Linked DNA regions of Mus musculus: region 2 is linked to region 1. Evidence: chromatin loops called from intact Hi-C (ENCODE). Cell type or tissue: left cerebral cortex. All regions are shown on one strand. Links, peaks and the distances in the headings refer to the core of each region. The heading gives the core; the rest is flanking DNA.

Evidence for each region. Peaks named below come from ENCODE experiments on the same cell type or tissue, not always from the same donor. Only the 100,000 strongest peaks of a DNase experiment are listed, where the experiment ranks them.
Region 2: it touches region 1 in a loop (12-fold over the local background); 5 of 42 quality-filtered maps call a loop at or near these places.

Annotation. Positions count from the first base shown.
Region 1 is chr12:58,421,387-58,429,724 of GRCm38, forward strand. No RefSeq gene overlaps it. Among named protein-coding and RNA genes, the nearest start is that of Gm30687, 11 kb to the right of the region's middle. In left cerebral cortex, for the core only: no CTCF peak of the experiment used is centred there; DNase peaks (open chromatin) are centred at 2,281, 4,996 and 5,649; H3K27ac peaks cover 2,954 bases.
Region 2 is chr12:58,208,091-58,216,428 of GRCm38, forward strand. It overlaps Sstr1 (somatostatin receptor 1), which reads left to right and starts at 3,714. Exons shown (of 2, transcript NM_009216.3): 1 at 3,714-3,791; 2 at 4,156-7,946. The coding sequence starts at 4,503. The coding sequence ends at 5,678. In left cerebral cortex, for the core only: a CTCF peak has its summit at 4,366; DNase peaks (open chromatin) are centred at 2,036, 2,676, 3,648, 3,898 and 7 more places; H3K4me3 peaks cover 4,405 bases; H3K27ac peaks cover 3,383 bases.

The DNA.
Region 1 (8,338 bases), core at 82-8,081:
CCCCCCTTCTCCTTTCCATTGCTTCAAGCTACTGTAGAATGAATAGGACTATGCCAGACAGTCTCAAAATTATATGTTATTGCCATAAATCCAAGGTAACAAAGTTAGGCAGACATAATCCAAAAGCTTACTCCTTGCAAATTGATTATCTCAGGAGTTATGGCAGAGCGATGGAAAGCTAACTGGCACAACCAGGATATTCCTTAGCAGGAACAACTCACAGAACTGTGTAAATAAATAGGAAATCGTTTTCTGGCTTGATGCAAGGTGGACTATTAGGGTTTTATAGAGTGTGATCACCTGGATCTACATCAAGACAGAAGAAGACAGGATAAGTATAAGTATTTTTCAGAAAAGATGCCTTAGAATATTCATAAATATATAGTAAGACATTAATTTCATAAACTACAGTGAGATTTTGCATTGTTTGTCTTTGTTTGTGTTTGACTTTCTTTTAAGACAATGTCTCACTATGCAGCTCATACTGGCCTCAAACTCAGTGATCCACGTCCCTTCGCTTAGTCTGCTGGGATTAAAGATCTGTGTCACCATGTCCAGCTAGAATGATATTAATTGTATACAATGTGAATTTCTTTTAAATCAGATTACACTCTTACGTTCAGTTTCATGGAGCAATACTAGCTAGAGCTGAAATAATGAACAGTCCCATAAAATGGTAAGTGAAACATTGTATAAAGACAGCTTTATCAACTGAAGATCTCCCAGATTCCTTCTATAGGTTAATGCAAATAAAATCTCCAAGCTGTCAGAAGGAGCCATGAAAGCACTCATGTTTAAATGGAAACAAATGGCTATCACTGTGCTAGATACGGCCTTAACTATGGCTAAAGAGCTCTTCGTCTGCTTACACAGCAAAGAGGTGTTTCTATAATAAAGCTCAGGAAGCTATCTACTTGCCCAGGTCAGCCAGCCACTGTCACAATAACACTGCTGTAAACCCGCCAAGCCCAGTGGCAGACAAAAGGCATATGCAGCAGGTCACTGGGGCATCTGAGTTTCACATTCCCTCATGGAGACTTCCCTGTACAGGGTGATGCTCCAAGTGCCAGAGAGGTTCACAGTAACGTGCTGCCTTTGAAAATGTACCTCAAAACTGCTCTGATCAAAGCAATTCACTCCTTCACTTGGAGGGGATTGTATGTACCCCAACCCTAGAGAGGAGTAAGGGCAATATTGGAAAGGACAGAGGATGCGGATCAACAGCCATGTTATCTACTTCATTGGCACGTTCTACAATCCAATGAGGACTGAGGCTGCTTTTGAAATAAAATTCTACATCCTTACATAAATATTTCCAATAATAATATAGATCTTTCCTTATTTTAGAATATTATTAAGAAAGACACTAAGTAAATATTTCATGTGAAAGAAGCACAGCACCTAAGAAATATCAGCTAATATGATGCTTAATGGCGACCTGTGCACAAGTCACTGAGAAATCTATGAGAAAAGGAGATTATGTCATAGGCTGTCACACCCTTGTGAAACAGTTAACTACATACAGAAGGGAGGAGGTGAAGTTACACACGCATGGAATAAGTCATTCCTGATTACATTTCTAGTAGCATGTAGGAGTTATAAATTATTGTGTTAAAACAGAAGCTCATTAGAGATGAAACAAATTTATTACAAGTACCCCAAGCAGAACTGCAGAGCAGTTGCCTGGACTTACAGAATGTCTTTTAAAGGATTCAGAGGTCAGCCCTGAGACATTCTCTCTAGGAGCATAGAGCTCTGATCTCATTTAGCTCACAGTTGCCTTCACAGAGAATTAAAGGGGCTGTCCCAAAACTCTCAGACAGTTAAGAGTGAGGTCTAAAAAGATCAAGAAAAAAAAAATGTTTCTGAATTGAAGAGAAAATTGTCCATTGGACCAGATAGTTAGGATAGTGGTTGTTCAGGCTACAGCACCTATAATCTGAAAAATAAGGAATGCTGGAGCTGCTATTCTGTGTCTAGAGAAAGGGAGAAACAGAAACCAAACAGAACAACATGTCTAATGGAGCTAGATAGCAGACACATTCAAATCCAGGATACTTCAGATTCTCTGGGCCACAGTGGAATACTGTTGAAATCAAGTTTACCTTAGAAAATAAATACATTTGTTTCAGGCGGCCACAGCATTTATCTGAATAGAGTTTGAGTAGCATCGTGTATGACCCAGAAACCACTAAATCTGCAGGGATGACTGCAGCTGCAGCACTCCTCTGTGCTTTAATTTCTCTTCAGCAGTGTCATTTACCTCCAGTCCACTGTGGTTTGAAACGTCTGGAAATAAACTATTTATATAACTTAAACTTTATAGTATTCTGAGCAACACTATGAAATCTGAGCCTGCCTACTCCCTCCTACCTGACCATGAATGACCCCTGTGCTCAGAGCATCCATACTGACTATGCAACTCACTCACTGGCCACATCTCTCTCTGTGGTAGCACAGTGCTTGTGTTTAAATATCCATTTAATGGCCCCAAAATGCATTGCAATTTGCATATGCCAAAGAGAAGCCATAAATGACACCCTGAAATAACTGAAAATAAGGAAGTCCTTGACTGAGAAAAATGTTTATTAAAAAATAAAAATAAAAATGTACATTGAGGCTATTAATATCTCTGGTCAATTATTACTGGTAATGTTTTACTTTGGCTTTTTTTTTTTAACAAATATTACCATATCACAGGCTTGCATGCAGAAGAAAAATCACAACACATACAGAGGTTGGATTTCAGACACTGACTGAGGAAGTAGAATACATCCTAGTGGATAAGAAGAATCTACTGTATGTCCCTTTTTTCTCCAAGATCTGTCTTCCATGAGCCTCTATTTCATTTATGAAAGGAAATCTTATTAGAAGAAAAGAACTCAGTATATAGAGGCAAACATACTAATCAGAGGCTACTTTAAGTTCCCTTGTGAAGAATAGGAACTTTTCAAATCTATCTCATATCATAAAAAAGTAGCAAGATGCAGTAAAGTTAAGAAAACAAACTAGTGGGAGTATATACACTTCTAAGATAAACACCCAACACTTACTTAATAAATGCAAAGTGAGGTGTAATGAATGCTTAAACAATGAATAATGAATTCAATTGGTGGATTTGATGTAACTTTGCCTATTCACTATGAACCCTAACCTCTTCTTTCTTAGAATAGAAATACTAAGAAACACTAGAAATAGAAACAAATAGGTTAAAACCAAGGCCATTGGCAAGCACAGCTAACAAATTACAAATGCTATAATGTGTGACTGATATTTGTTTATATGAATATCAAAACTCTCAACCATGCTGCAGCACATACAGGTAAGGAAATATCTGGAGTCTGGGAGTTCAAATAACAGTCTCAAAAATAATTCAACATATTCTTCTTTAGCAGATAATATAAACATAAAAATCCAACAATATTTGATTCAGTATATTGGACAAAGTCACTAAAACAAAAGTTACACTTCTTGTTTTGCCTTACATACCAAGGTTTGACTCCCAAATGTTCAGAGTCCTAATGTAGCACCCTTTCTTTTGGAGAAATAACCCATTTAACCACTGTTATGTCAGCCTCCTTTTGTGAACATGATGCCCATGAAATTCATATGTGTTGATGTACATACCCTGAATTATTCCCTCTAATTGCAAAAAAAAAAAGTTCAATTAAATTAAAAAAAAAAAAAACATGGCTGCTTGTTCGCCCAGCCTGATGTTACACATTTAGTTCATCACCTGTCTTGGGCTAGTGGTGATAAAGCGTCCATGAATATTCATATCCCAGGGTTTGCGGGGCACATATTTGCATTTCCCTTGGAGAAATTCCTGAGCTGACTTTTCTGGTCAGTTTCTGGATAAGTGTGTGCTAAAACATAAAAATCTACCACTAGTCCCCTAAAGGCAGGAAATCAATGCCTATAAAGTCCTCAAAGAAAGAGCAAACGGAGATTTATGTGTCTAGTCAACACATAGATTAGATGTAAAGACAGAAAACAGACCTTTTGCAACATGAAATAGATGTACGTTTGCTGAGGCTCTTAAAAATTTGTAAGAAAAAGTGCTTCTGCTTTCCAGAGCAAAAGCCTGACTGTGAACAGAAAATCCGCTTAGCCTCAGAATTTAAAAAACAAATATGAAAATTTTTTGTTGTAGACTAGAATGCAAATGCCCTAGTCTAAAGCCATGTAGAAATAATAAAATTCATTGCTGTTGGCTAGAGAAGCGAATGGTGAAGTTAGATAGTATGAAGGAGCTGATCTTTCCTAGATACAAAATTAAAGGATATTTAAAATGGATAAAATAATAGATGAATCTATAAAAGAAATTAATAATCCCTAAAGTATAAAATCTGTGTAAAATGTCTCAGGGGGCAGGGAACAAATGAGGGTTAAAGTTAGCATGCCTTAGCTGTAAACCTGTTCATAAAGGAGGCCAATGTAAAGAGTAGATGACTAAGTATATTTCAAGTCAATCACTGAGAAACATAGACTGAACAATTCTAGGTGGGCTAGAGATAGTAAAAAGAATTTGTCTAATTGGCAGACATTTTCTGGACTTGATCTCCAGCCCTCAGGGGGCGGGGAAGGGACATACTTTCTTCTACAATTAAAACAGAAGACGTGACAAAATATGATGCCAGATTCAAGAACATTTTTGTAAGTCAATAAATTGATTTTTCCATGAAAATAAGGCTTCTTATGAGGCATAACGCCAAAGCTAACAACACTGTCTGCCAAACAGACTCATTTGCAACAAAATCCCAGTGTCCAGACAGCACTGTGAACCCAGAGCTCTGAAACCCAGACAGCACACACTGTGAGCCCAGAGCACTGTGAGCCCAGAGCACCATGAGTCCAGAGCTCACTGTGAGATGCTTAGTGAAGGTTCCATTCCACCCCAAAGTGCCCTGCCGCCTAGAGAAAAGCAGAGAGGCCTTACAGCCCCAGTGAGCTATGTTAGATTCTAGTTCACAAGCTGTGTCTCTCAAAAAATCTGCTGAAGTGTTTTTTCTTCCATTACAAGCATTAAAAATACTTTGGAGATTTATCACTTCCTGTAGAGTTAGCACCAAGGAAGCTAAGAGCTCCCCACAAGAGTGTGCTGGGCCCCACTTTCCCTGTCTGTCCACTGACCAGAGATCATGTGAGACTGACAGCTGAGTCAGAGGTATAAGAAGACAAATGGTGATCTTCCGTGACAGAAATCGCTTTCCCATCCCCTAGGCAGCCCCCGCACTCCATTTGTGTTAGGTCTTTGCCTGTCCTCATGGTTATAAGAAGCCTGGGCCAAGCAGCCCAGGAACAGAAGTAGTGCAGGTCAGCGTCTCATGGAAAGGGGCGACAGACAGAAAAGATGCATTAGAGCAATGAAGAATATGGATTTTGATTAGTCTGACCATATTTTTAACTAAAATTATGATAAAATCCAACTAAGAGTCTATCCTTGCGTACAGTAATACTACTGTGACTCCTCTTGGCTTTCAGACTTGGCCTCAGATACACGCATTAGAACCCTGATGGCACACTCGGTGCTATTCAAGGACACTCCATGTAGGAAGGGTGCTTTACCGCAAATACATTTTAGAGATTTGGATTATGCATGAAATGTGGAACATAAGGTAATAAAATGCAAAATACCATCCATCCTCTGAGTTCATTTAAAAATTCCATGGCCAGAAAAAGAGTTGCATCAGATTCAGTGCAGAGTCTCTCCACCCCCAAGGTGAATGCTTTTTCTAAGGCGACACGGGGGCTCTGAGAGGAATGAACCATTTGAAATGAAAATGCCCCCAGGGAAATGATGAAGAATGAGTGTTAAAATAAAAATGTTCTCAGCTCTCTCTCTCCCTTTGGTGTAAGACAGGATTCTATAAGCTCTGCCCCCTGACCATTATAAATAAATACACAGAGACGAAGTCACTGTCATACAGATGAGAACTGCTGTTTTCCCTATCCTGATTCATCTGATTCTCATCCCCCAAATAAAATAACCAACTAATTTAAAAAATATTACTTTTTGTAATAACAGGATTGTACAAAATCCTTATGATGTCCCTATCCAACCAACACAGTAGGCTTTCAATAGCTAACGTGCATGGAATGGCACAAATAAAGTTTATACTCTAACCTTCTTTAGGAGTTATGACTACCAAAACCCAGGCAAATGGAAAGCTTGATTCTGCTGACAGTTTAAAACTGTGGGGTTACAGAGGATGCCACACAGACGATTGTGTGTCCTACAAGTGATAACGTGGATATCCAGTGTTTATGAAAATGACAGGACCTTTCTTGGCTCTTGGATGTACTTTGAAGTCAGAAGCCAAGGTGCTTAATGAACATTGTCATGTAAACTTTCACTGACCAGTGGCCTCCAGGTTATGAAGTTCATGGATTATGGATCTTGGAGTTAATAAGACGTGGCCAGCTTTGCTGGAGAAGGGATGAGCTGGTCAGTCCAGTTTCCATTTCAGGTGTCCAGTTGCCCTACAGGTTCAGTCACATACTCAGTGTGGTTCCCAGGAAAGAGGGACTCCTTTAGGGGGAAGAGATAAGGGAAAACCTTGCTTCTGGCATCCCTCACCTCTGGCTAGGGCAGAAGCAAAGGCGTTTTGTCTTAAATATTTCTGGCATCTTTATCCTCTGGCCAAAACAAGGCTGGCCATCCAGGCTGGAAAATAGAGGAAAAACAAAGAAACAAACAAACAACCCTTCATTTTTGAGTCTTTACCCTAAAACTGCCTGGCTATTTTCTGTCTTATCCTTATTATAAAGAACTTCTCTTCTGGCTGCCAGTCTCACAGGGGATGCAACTCCAGCCCCTCAGGCCCACCCAAAGGAGGATTCATTTTAGATCTTGAAAAGGAGTATTAGTTTGTCCTTCTCCAGTAGTACCCACAGAGGGCTTCTCACCCCAAGACACTTAGTTTGGTTCAGAGCTTCATGGGAGCCTAAGGAAGTGCATGGATCCTAAGTAAACTACTCCAGCCTTACTATGGCCTCATTCTTGCCTATTTCCCTGTTTATTGAAGGGCATTATCTATCTCTAGGTGTGATATTAAGGGTTAATCTTGATTATCAATTTGATAGAATTTAGACTCATTATGGGCACACACTCCTGGGTGATTGTTTTCAGAACAGTTTAACTGATGGTAAAATACATTCAATATACGGATGGAACCATTGCACAAGCTTGAGGCCCAAACTGCTTAGAATCAAGAAAGAGGGTGGAACATCAGCACTGATCTCCAATTGCTTCCTGACTACACACACAATGTGACCAGCCATCCTCTGTATCCTTCACCATACCTGCTCTCTCCACCGTGATGAACTGAAACCTCAAATACTACAACAATAATGATGAGAAAAGTCACTGACACACTGAGTCTCAGTCTGGGAAATTGGAACTTGGTAATTGATTTCAACATCACTTGCTGCTATAGAACACTGTTTTCTGAGCACAACAGACATCACCATCTCAACGAGAGCAGCGGTGACTACCCACAAGAGACCCTCAAGATTAAGCCTATTGGTGTTCACTTACAAAAGATCGGGGTGGGGATGGTCATTAGACAGGCATCTGAGATTCAAGCCACCCACTCCTTCCTACACATTCCTCCAAGCTGTAGGTGTACATAAATTTCCTTTTTTTTTTTCTTTTTTGATTGCACTGATCTTATAGACTCATGAGATGATATAGTCTGCAGAGTGCACAAGGTCAGATGAAGAGCAAAGGATTTCTTCTATGTAGCTGAGGGCACTCAACAGGCATGATGGGGTAGAAAGCTTTGGGTCATCTATACTATAAATAAACCCTCAAAGATGCTAAGTCACCTTGCCTAGTTGTAAAGGCCCTGCTGTCAATTGTATGGAACACACGGGTGTCTAGGACTGATCTATTCCAGAAGGTGAAGCATTGAATTGGTCAAGAAGAAAGACACCAAAGAAGAAGTGTAGCTGATGTACCATGCCTCGTGCACATGCTGCACCATGCCTAGTAAACCTGATGCACCATCCATAGTGCACAGGAAACAGCTCTGCTTCCCTCACTCCACAGCATCTGCCTTTGAAAAGGAGCTGCGGTCTTGAAATAAGGAATGGGCAAGAGAAAAAGCAAGAGGGGAATGGACCAGAAAAAGAAAGAACAAAGGAAGATGAGAGAGCCAAGGAGACACAAAGGGGGCATGGTGGGTAGGAACTGAAAGAGATGAGGAAAAAAAATCTTCAATAGAAGCCAACTAATAGACAAGGAAAAGGGCCACGTCTATTCCCAACAGAATGAGACTGATCAGAGGAAAGTGTTAGTAGATTGTCACAGTGTTCTGCCTCATGCTACATAAAA
Region 2 (8,338 bases), core at 176-8,175, 210 kb before region 1:
CAGATGGTCCCCAAGTGCCACATCCTCTGCTTTGGGCCATATTGCTGAGTGGTTCTCACCCTTACACTCAGCTTGTGCCCATCTGCCCAAACAGGTGTTTGCAAACATGCCTCTGAGGATGTGAGTACAAAGTGTGTTCCAGGAAGTAGGTTGGCCCCTGGAATGCATTAGAACATAGGTTCCAACTGAAAACACCACATTAGCAATTTTTTTTTGACAGACACAGAGTTTGAGCTTCTGATAATTACTGTTTCGCCAAACCAACCGAGACTAGGGGCTGCAATTAAAAAGAAATGATCTTCCATGTATAATGGCTTCCACACTGCGTGATACTATTAAATAACCATCATTAGCTACTAAAGTATGTATCGTTCCTTTCTCAGATCCCTTTTCTGCCAAGAAATTTAAGACCAAGAATGATCAATGAAGAATCGTCAGCATTATAATTGTTGATATAGGTCATCACCAAATCAAAAAAATTCAGAATGATTTAGATGTATGCAGAATTGTAAATGGTAATATTATGCAGACATTGAAATTCTTCTTCTAAAGAGCCACACTTACTTATAGACAATTTATGGGCCAGTACAGAAAAGACTTGTTAAAAATGAAGAACATTTTTTAAGGCTTTAAAATAAAGAACAAGGGGGGTTAGGATAATTTCCTGAGTATTGTGCTAGGTTCTGGAAACAGAAAGCTCAGTAAAATAGTTTCTCTTCTCAAAAAGCTTCTATAGGAAGGCACAGACAAAGAGGCACAAACCCACAGTGCAATGTGATGGATTTAATAATCAAATGGGTACTGGGGGGGAATTATGATGACGGAGGAAAAAAGTCTGCTTGAGAACCTACAACTTCCTGCTTGGGTCTTTTCTTTCTTGTCTTCCCAGAAAACACCCTTTTCTTCCCTTTACAGATGTTTATAGTGTGAGAGAGGCACAGGAAGAGTGGCCACCAGAGACGTGAGAACTTGAGGACCAGTACCTTTTCAAGGCCTTAGACACATCAGTTAAAGTGTTAGATAAGAAGGCTCTTGTGTCCTAACTTCACATTACATGGCTTAGTCCAGAAGTACCATGTATTTTATGTGCTTGTAAGGTAGAAGGAGTCACAGATATAGGGATAAGACACACTCGACTGAAGAGATTTGGTAAAACGACACAACTTATATCCAGCTCAAACAGTCTACTTATTGATGTAAAATTCACATAAAATTCACGATTTTGTCATGTTAAGTATATCATTCAAGTGGGTTTGGTATAGATCCACTCTTCTGAAGCGCCATTGTTAAATGCTAAAATGCTTCCCTTGCCTCAGAAGAAACTTCAAGTGGTCCCTCTCCAGCTCCTTCTCCCTCTAGCCACTGATGATCATTAATCTACTTCCTGTCCCAATATGTCTGCCTTTTCTAGACTACTCAATATGAACTGAACCAAGTAACCGTTGCCCTTGGAGTTTTCAAACTGTCTTCTAAGTTCACCAATAGCATATTGTCAGTAATATTTTACTGATTGATGTACCATATTTTTGTTCACACATTCATCAACTGGTAGAAATTTGGGTTGTTTCTTTTCTTTATCTTCTCCCACCCCGATACCTGATTTCAGTTTTGAGGGGCAAAGGACAGAGGTGGAGATACTGGGTCACAGAGTTTGTGAAAGATCAAACTCGCTTGTAAAAGTAGGCCTTGTGATGGATGCTATGTCTACCAGCATGTATGAGTGATCAAGTGTTTCAAATGAGTGATCCTTGTTTACATTTATATTTTTTTCCTTTAAAAAAATTATAGCTGTCCTATTGTCAAGCTCTTTTATGAATAAATAGTCCATCATTAGAACCTCTTCACAATCAGGAACAGACACACTTGTCTGCTTTCCTTCATTCGTATGTAAAGTCGTAACTTAGTTGAAAGAAGTTTTTTCTTCTAAGATGAGTTGCAGAGTGAATTTAATGAAATTCTGACAACAAAGCTGCCTTTCATAAACTCCCACCCCCACCAATGATCAAACCCCAACCACCATGATCAAAGCCAATGCCTCTAAATAGTGACCTTTGAAAAACCAGCCCAGAAATGCAGCCAGGTGCCTTAAATCAGTGGTTGGCAAAGGCACTGAAATCTCATCAAGGGTTGGCTAGGAAAATATTCCTCTCAGAAAAATCTCAGTTTTGTTTTGTTTTTACCCCAATATACATTCCCTGCCTCCTCTATGTATGCTGTATTATTTATTTGCTATTTATTTATTTATTTTTATTTACTTATTTATTTATTTATTTATTGAAACATAACTCCCTCCCCTCCATTTCACATTCCACTTCAGGTAAGGTGGTTTGTTTAGGTAAAGCAATGCATTCCACAGCCCCAGTCCTATCAAATCTCCCCTTCTACTCAAACATTTTTTTCTCATGAATAATTCAGTGTCTGTTGTACGCACTCCGAGGGAGTCTGTGGTCATTGATTGCGATCTGACTGCTCTGCCGTCATGGACAGTACACGTGATTATTTCTCTCCAAGCACTGCTTCGTTTGAGAGACTGGAGCACCCATGTGTAGGCGGTTGCTGAGAGTAAACAACAAGCCATTAAGGTATAAGCGTTTTGCTTTTGATGCGGTGTCCAGATTTGCACATTCTAGATTGTCCGGTATGAACAGCTTCTGTAATTCTAGTTCCCAATGTGCCCCTCTTGGTGGAGATGTGAGAGGGAGACTGAGGAAGATAAGCAGTTGCAAGCAGCAAAGCTCGAGTGAGCACTGGACTGCAGCAGGCCAGTCTTCCTGGCCATGCTTCAGGCTAAGACTTGCAGGGATTTCCTGGAAGGAAACAGCATTCATGAAACGGAATAGGTGATTGAATCCTTTGACAGAAAGTGACTGTAAGGCCAAAGAGTCCCTAAGTTCGGAGTCCTGGGAACTCCAGGGTCCCTTAAATATCAACATCCATTCTTTCTCAAACAAAAGCCTGCAGTTCCTAGACTAGGGATGGGAATTGTAGGTTGAGGAGCTTTGGACCTGGGATCTTAATATCCATATCTTAATGGTTTCGGCACTTGGGACACAGAGGGGTCATACCTCAAGGCCCTAGTTTTCCTTAGGGTTCCATGGAGGAAAGCTTGAATGCCTTGCCACTGATCCCAGGCTTCCATCAGTTGCTCAGCCAGCCACTCATAGATTAAGAGTTGGCACACCTGCCTGTTCAGGCCTTGGCGCTCTCCACTTCCATCCCCCCACCCCGCCAACTCTCCAGGGTACAAAGTACAGCCTGGACGCGCGGGCACAGCTGTTCCAAGCCGCGCAGCCTAATCTTTCCCTAGTGAACACCTACATGGATTTCCAATACGGCGCCAGGCAGGTTCCTGGGGCAGTGCCAGCCTCATCCTGAGCTCTCTGCCCCTCATCCTGATTTCTGCTGTTGATATTCCTAGGGGAGGTGGATGGGGCTCAGAGAACTACATGCTTTGTTAGAGAGTCGCAATGGTTCACTCAGTTCCCCTGAACACTCCCTGCTGCAGAGTGGAGGGCTACGGATGTTGTAACTCAGCATCCCTTAACACACCACTGTGGTCCTTCGTGCTCATACCGCTATTGGCTTAGGTCTAGTTTCCACCGCTTAGTGTTTGCGTGGGCACTTGTGCAGCGGCCAGCCCCAAAGGCAGTTGGACCTTGCAAAGAACGTCAGAGCGCCGCCAGACCTTACAAGCACTTTGCAAGGGCCATCTGGAGACATCATTGACTTGGGGATCTGAAGGCCTGAAATCTCCAGGTACAGGTTTAAAGAACTGGCAAGCAGGAAAGGAGGTAGGTGTTCAGGGTCCTGTCCTGGAGAGTGGCTTAGGGACAGGTGGAGTCGCCCCCATCACCAGAAGAGAGCAGCAGCAGAAAGAAATGAAGAACTCCAGACATAAATGTCTGGGGTTTGCTTCAGTCTTTACTTAGAGTAGGAGTCGGGTGGAAAGGGGCAGAATCTACATTCTTGACTGGCACCTACCCATTTGAAATGTAGAGAAACTCCTCAGGTCTGTCCTAGGAATGCCTGAAGATGCTGTGAGAGAAATCTGAAGCAATCTTTGAGTTGAGCTTAGAGGGGACTAGAAATGGGGGGGAGCGATGACGGTGGGGGAATAAACCACCTATGTGCCCCCCCCCGCCTGCTTTTTCGTAGCTGCTGACGCGATGGTGCCGCTTATTAATCATTCATCAGTCCAGAGCCTTTCCACTTAATGGATGTGCCGCGCTGGGCTCTAGCCTCTTGGCCTCTCCTCTCCACTCTCCAGTGTGCCCAGGACCCCCGGAGCTGCAAGAGAGACAGCGCTCAAGCAAGCTGCCGCTGGGTGATGCTCCCGGCGGCCTCAGTCGGAGCCGCGCTCGCCACAGCTGCTGCGCTCTGCCGGGTGGCGCCAGGCGGCGGTGAGCTGTGAGCTTGGAGCCTTGAGCCTAGGGAGGGCGCAGACAGCAAGGGCGCAAGGTGAGCGCCCCAGCCGGCAGCCGCACCGGCCCACTTCAGCTGGGATGTTCCCCAATGGCACCGCCTCCTCTCCCTCCTCTTCTCCAAGCCCCAGCCCAGGCAGCTGCGGGGAAGGAGCCTGCAGCAGGGGTCCGGGGTCCGGCGCTGCGGACGGCATGGAAGAGCCTGGACGAAACGCTTCCCAGAATGGGACCTTAAGCGAGGGACAGGGTAGCGCCATTCTCATCTCTTTCATCTACTCCGTGGTATGCTTGGTGGGACTGTGTGGGAACTCTATGGTCATCTATGTGATCCTGCGCTACGCCAAGATGAAGACCGCTACCAACATCTACATTCTAAACCTGGCTATTGCTGATGAGCTGCTCATGCTCAGCGTGCCCTTTCTGGTCACTTCCACGCTGTTGCGCCACTGGCCCTTCGGCGCGCTACTTTGCCGCCTGGTGCTCAGCGTGGATGCGGTCAACATGTTCACCAGCATCTACTGTCTGACTGTGCTTAGTGTGGACCGCTATGTGGCTGTGGTGCACCCGATCAAGGCAGCGCGCTACCGTCGGCCCACTGTGGCCAAAGTAGTGAACCTGGGCGTGTGGGTCCTGTCATTACTGGTTATCTTGCCCATCGTGGTCTTCTCACGCACCGCAGCCAACAGCGATGGCACGGTAGCCTGCAACATGCTCATGCCCGAGCCCGCCCAGCGCTGGTTGGTGGGCTTCGTCTTATACACATTTCTCATGGGCTTCCTGCTGCCTGTCGGGGCCATTTGCCTGTGTTATGTGCTCATCATTGCCAAGATGCGCATGGTGGCCCTCAAGGCTGGCTGGCAGCAGCGCAAGCGCTCAGAGCGCAAGATCACTCTAATGGTGATGATGGTGGTGATGGTTTTTGTCATCTGCTGGATGCCTTTCTACGTGGTACAGCTGGTCAACGTGTTCGCCGAGCAAGACGACGCCACCGTGAGCCAGTTGTCTGTCATCCTGGGCTATGCCAACAGCTGTGCCAACCCCATCCTCTACGGCTTCCTGTCGGACAACTTCAAGCGCTCTTTCCAGCGCATCCTGTGCCTCAGCTGGATGGATAACGCTGCGGAGGAACCAGTCGACTACTATGCCACTGCCCTGAAGAGTCGAGCCTACAGCGTGGAGGACTTCCAGCCCGAGAATCTGGAGTCTGGAGGCGTTTTCCGTAATGGCACCTGCGCTTCCAGGATCAGCACGCTTTGAGGCCGGGCACTGCCGGGAGGGGGGGAGTGGTCAGAAAGATGGAGCTGGGAAGCGGGTGGGAGGGAATGGTAACCCGACACCAGGTGCTGAAGTCATAGTGCATGACAGCGATGCAGCGCGCCTGGTTAGCTGGACCAAAGAAAGCTGTGTGACTAAGGTAAAAGGGAGAGATTTATGGATTAACTGTGACTGCTTTCGGGGCATCTGGTAGTCTGAGCAACTCTGTTCTCCAAACCCGATAATTTGCATCCTCCCTCCCAGTTCTACTAGTACAAACTGCAAACTTAATGTCGCCAACTCATTTCTGCTTCTTTAAGCTGAGCCAAGGTTACCATCATGTGTTTCCTTTGGGCTGAGTCCGTCCCCCCCCCCCCCCCCCCGCCCCTGCGCTGAACCCTGTTCCGCTGCGCAGGTCAGCGGGCCAGACTCTTTTCAGAGTGGCTACAAGACAGTCCCTAATCACCGCTCTCCTTTCGCAGAGCCTTACTGTCAAGGAAGCCCAGCTCGAGGATGTCTAGGCAACTTGTCTTTTCTACTCTCAGAGAAGGAAGGCACATTTTCCCTTGGGCCCTTCCTCTGCTCCACTCCATCCCGAGCAGAGCTAGGCGCTTAAGAAAAAGTTCTGTGCCCTGATCTCCAGTCTTGGTATAGTACCACACATATGCTTCTTTGGAGCAAAAAAAAAAAAAAAAAGGAGCTAAGAGGGAGCAGAAGGGCAAGTTTGTAAGATTCCTGGGTTGTGGGTGTAGATACCATAGAAACCACTCTCCCACAGAGCTCAGGACCTGAGCACTAAGCTCAAAAGTCCCAGCTAGGGGAGCTCCCCGCTGGTGAATAGCTTAGGCACCCAGGTGGGTGAACCTGAATTGCAAAGCACTTCCTCTTGGAGTCCTCCCTAGCATAACAAAAGATTGGGTTGCCTGCACCAGTACAAGTTCGGAGTCCAGCTCACGCTCCAGTGACAAATCGCCGAGCCTCTGCCAAAGCTGGGTGGGCTGCTTCAGCTTGTCTGATCCCTAAAGTTTTCTGCCTTTCAAACGGTGCCTAATAAGTTATTTCTTGTTCGACATATTTATTTATTTATTTGTGGTGTTGAAAAAAAAAAAGTGTACTTCCACTTTCTTTTTCTGTATTTGCCTAACAGGGCTGCTCTTGGGAATCCTGGGGGCGTGGCGGTGTGGGAGGGAGCTGGGAGCGAAGAAAAGTTCTCTCCTGGCCCCAAGAGCCCCTCAGAAGTTTCCCTCTCTTAGCCTTTTCTCAATCCTTCTTGGTTTTGCTTGTGCCCAGTGAAGTTTGGAGATTTTAAAATAATTTTTTTTAACTGTAGGTTTTTGTCTCGTTAAAATAAATGAATGGCAATGTGGGTTAACTTTTGTCGGTGCGGAGTGAAAGGCCTGAAAGCCTGGCATCCCAGGAAACATAGAACACGCCTCACCATCTGTGATGTGTGTGTGTATGTGTGCTGCTATGCACAAGTCACATGTACATCCTATATAGGTATATGTACACACATGTATAAGGATAGATTTGTTAATCTTGACATACTGTCACTAGTCCATGAAACAGTTTTAAGGACACCCACAAAGTGACAAGTGTGACCTGAGCTGTAGTATTCAAACTGAGAAATGTCAGAGACTCCAGTCACTGCTGAAGACATTGCTGCCTTTTTCTGTCCCCGGTGACAAAGGTGACGCTTACTTATACCCAGTAAGGGCAGTCACCTCTGTCGAGGAATGGAAGTGAAACAATTCTGCATTTCCTGACTACTGTGGATCCCTGAGCAGGGCGAGGACCCAGCTTTTCTCACCTTCACATTTGCTGTCCAATTGAGTATGCTGCTTTGTATATAGGGGTCACTGAAAGGATATCTTGCTTGGTTGTTTAAGGAAGCCAGTGCATATCAGTGGAACAATGAACCTGGGGTTCGCAAGTTCACACTGACCTGACATACAATGCTTGGATGCACTATTGAAAAATATGTTTTCTGTATATTTGCTTCAAGATTTCTAAAAACAGTAACTCAGAGTTGAACTGTCTCATATGTTTTGTTTAAATAAATGAACAAATATGCTTTTGATCATAAGTGAAAAAGTTTAGATCTTTTCCTAAGAATAGTATATATATACTTTTCTGTTAAGTAGATTTTTTAATTGTTAAGAAGAGTGAACTTTATAAACTGAAATCTCCATCATTATCATCTCAACAGGATAAAAATGTAGTGTTCTTAACCTGTAATCGTAACTGAATAAACAGATGTGTTACACTGTTGCAAGTTGTGTGGCTTCCATTTGAGTCTTACTGTTTCGAAGGAGTTATTTGAATGCATAGGTATGATTGACAGACACCCTTAGCTCTTAGGAACATTTCAAATTAACTTTGAAAATTTACAAGATTGCTTTATCCTTTGAATTGATTTCTTTTAAATGTGAATCTTATTGTGTGTGTCCTGTGTGTGTGTGTGTGTGTGTGTGTGCGTGTGTGTGTATGTGTCTGTGTGTACTAGACAAGGAGTGAAGGAGGGTAAAGAGGAGGCTGAGGAGGAGGAGAAGGGAGAGGAGGAGGAGGAACAAAAGAAGGAAGCAGTAGCAGCCCTTGAATGAGTCTGAACAGGAAGCAGTGGCCTGGGCTACACTCTGTTGTCACTGCACTAACCAGACAAT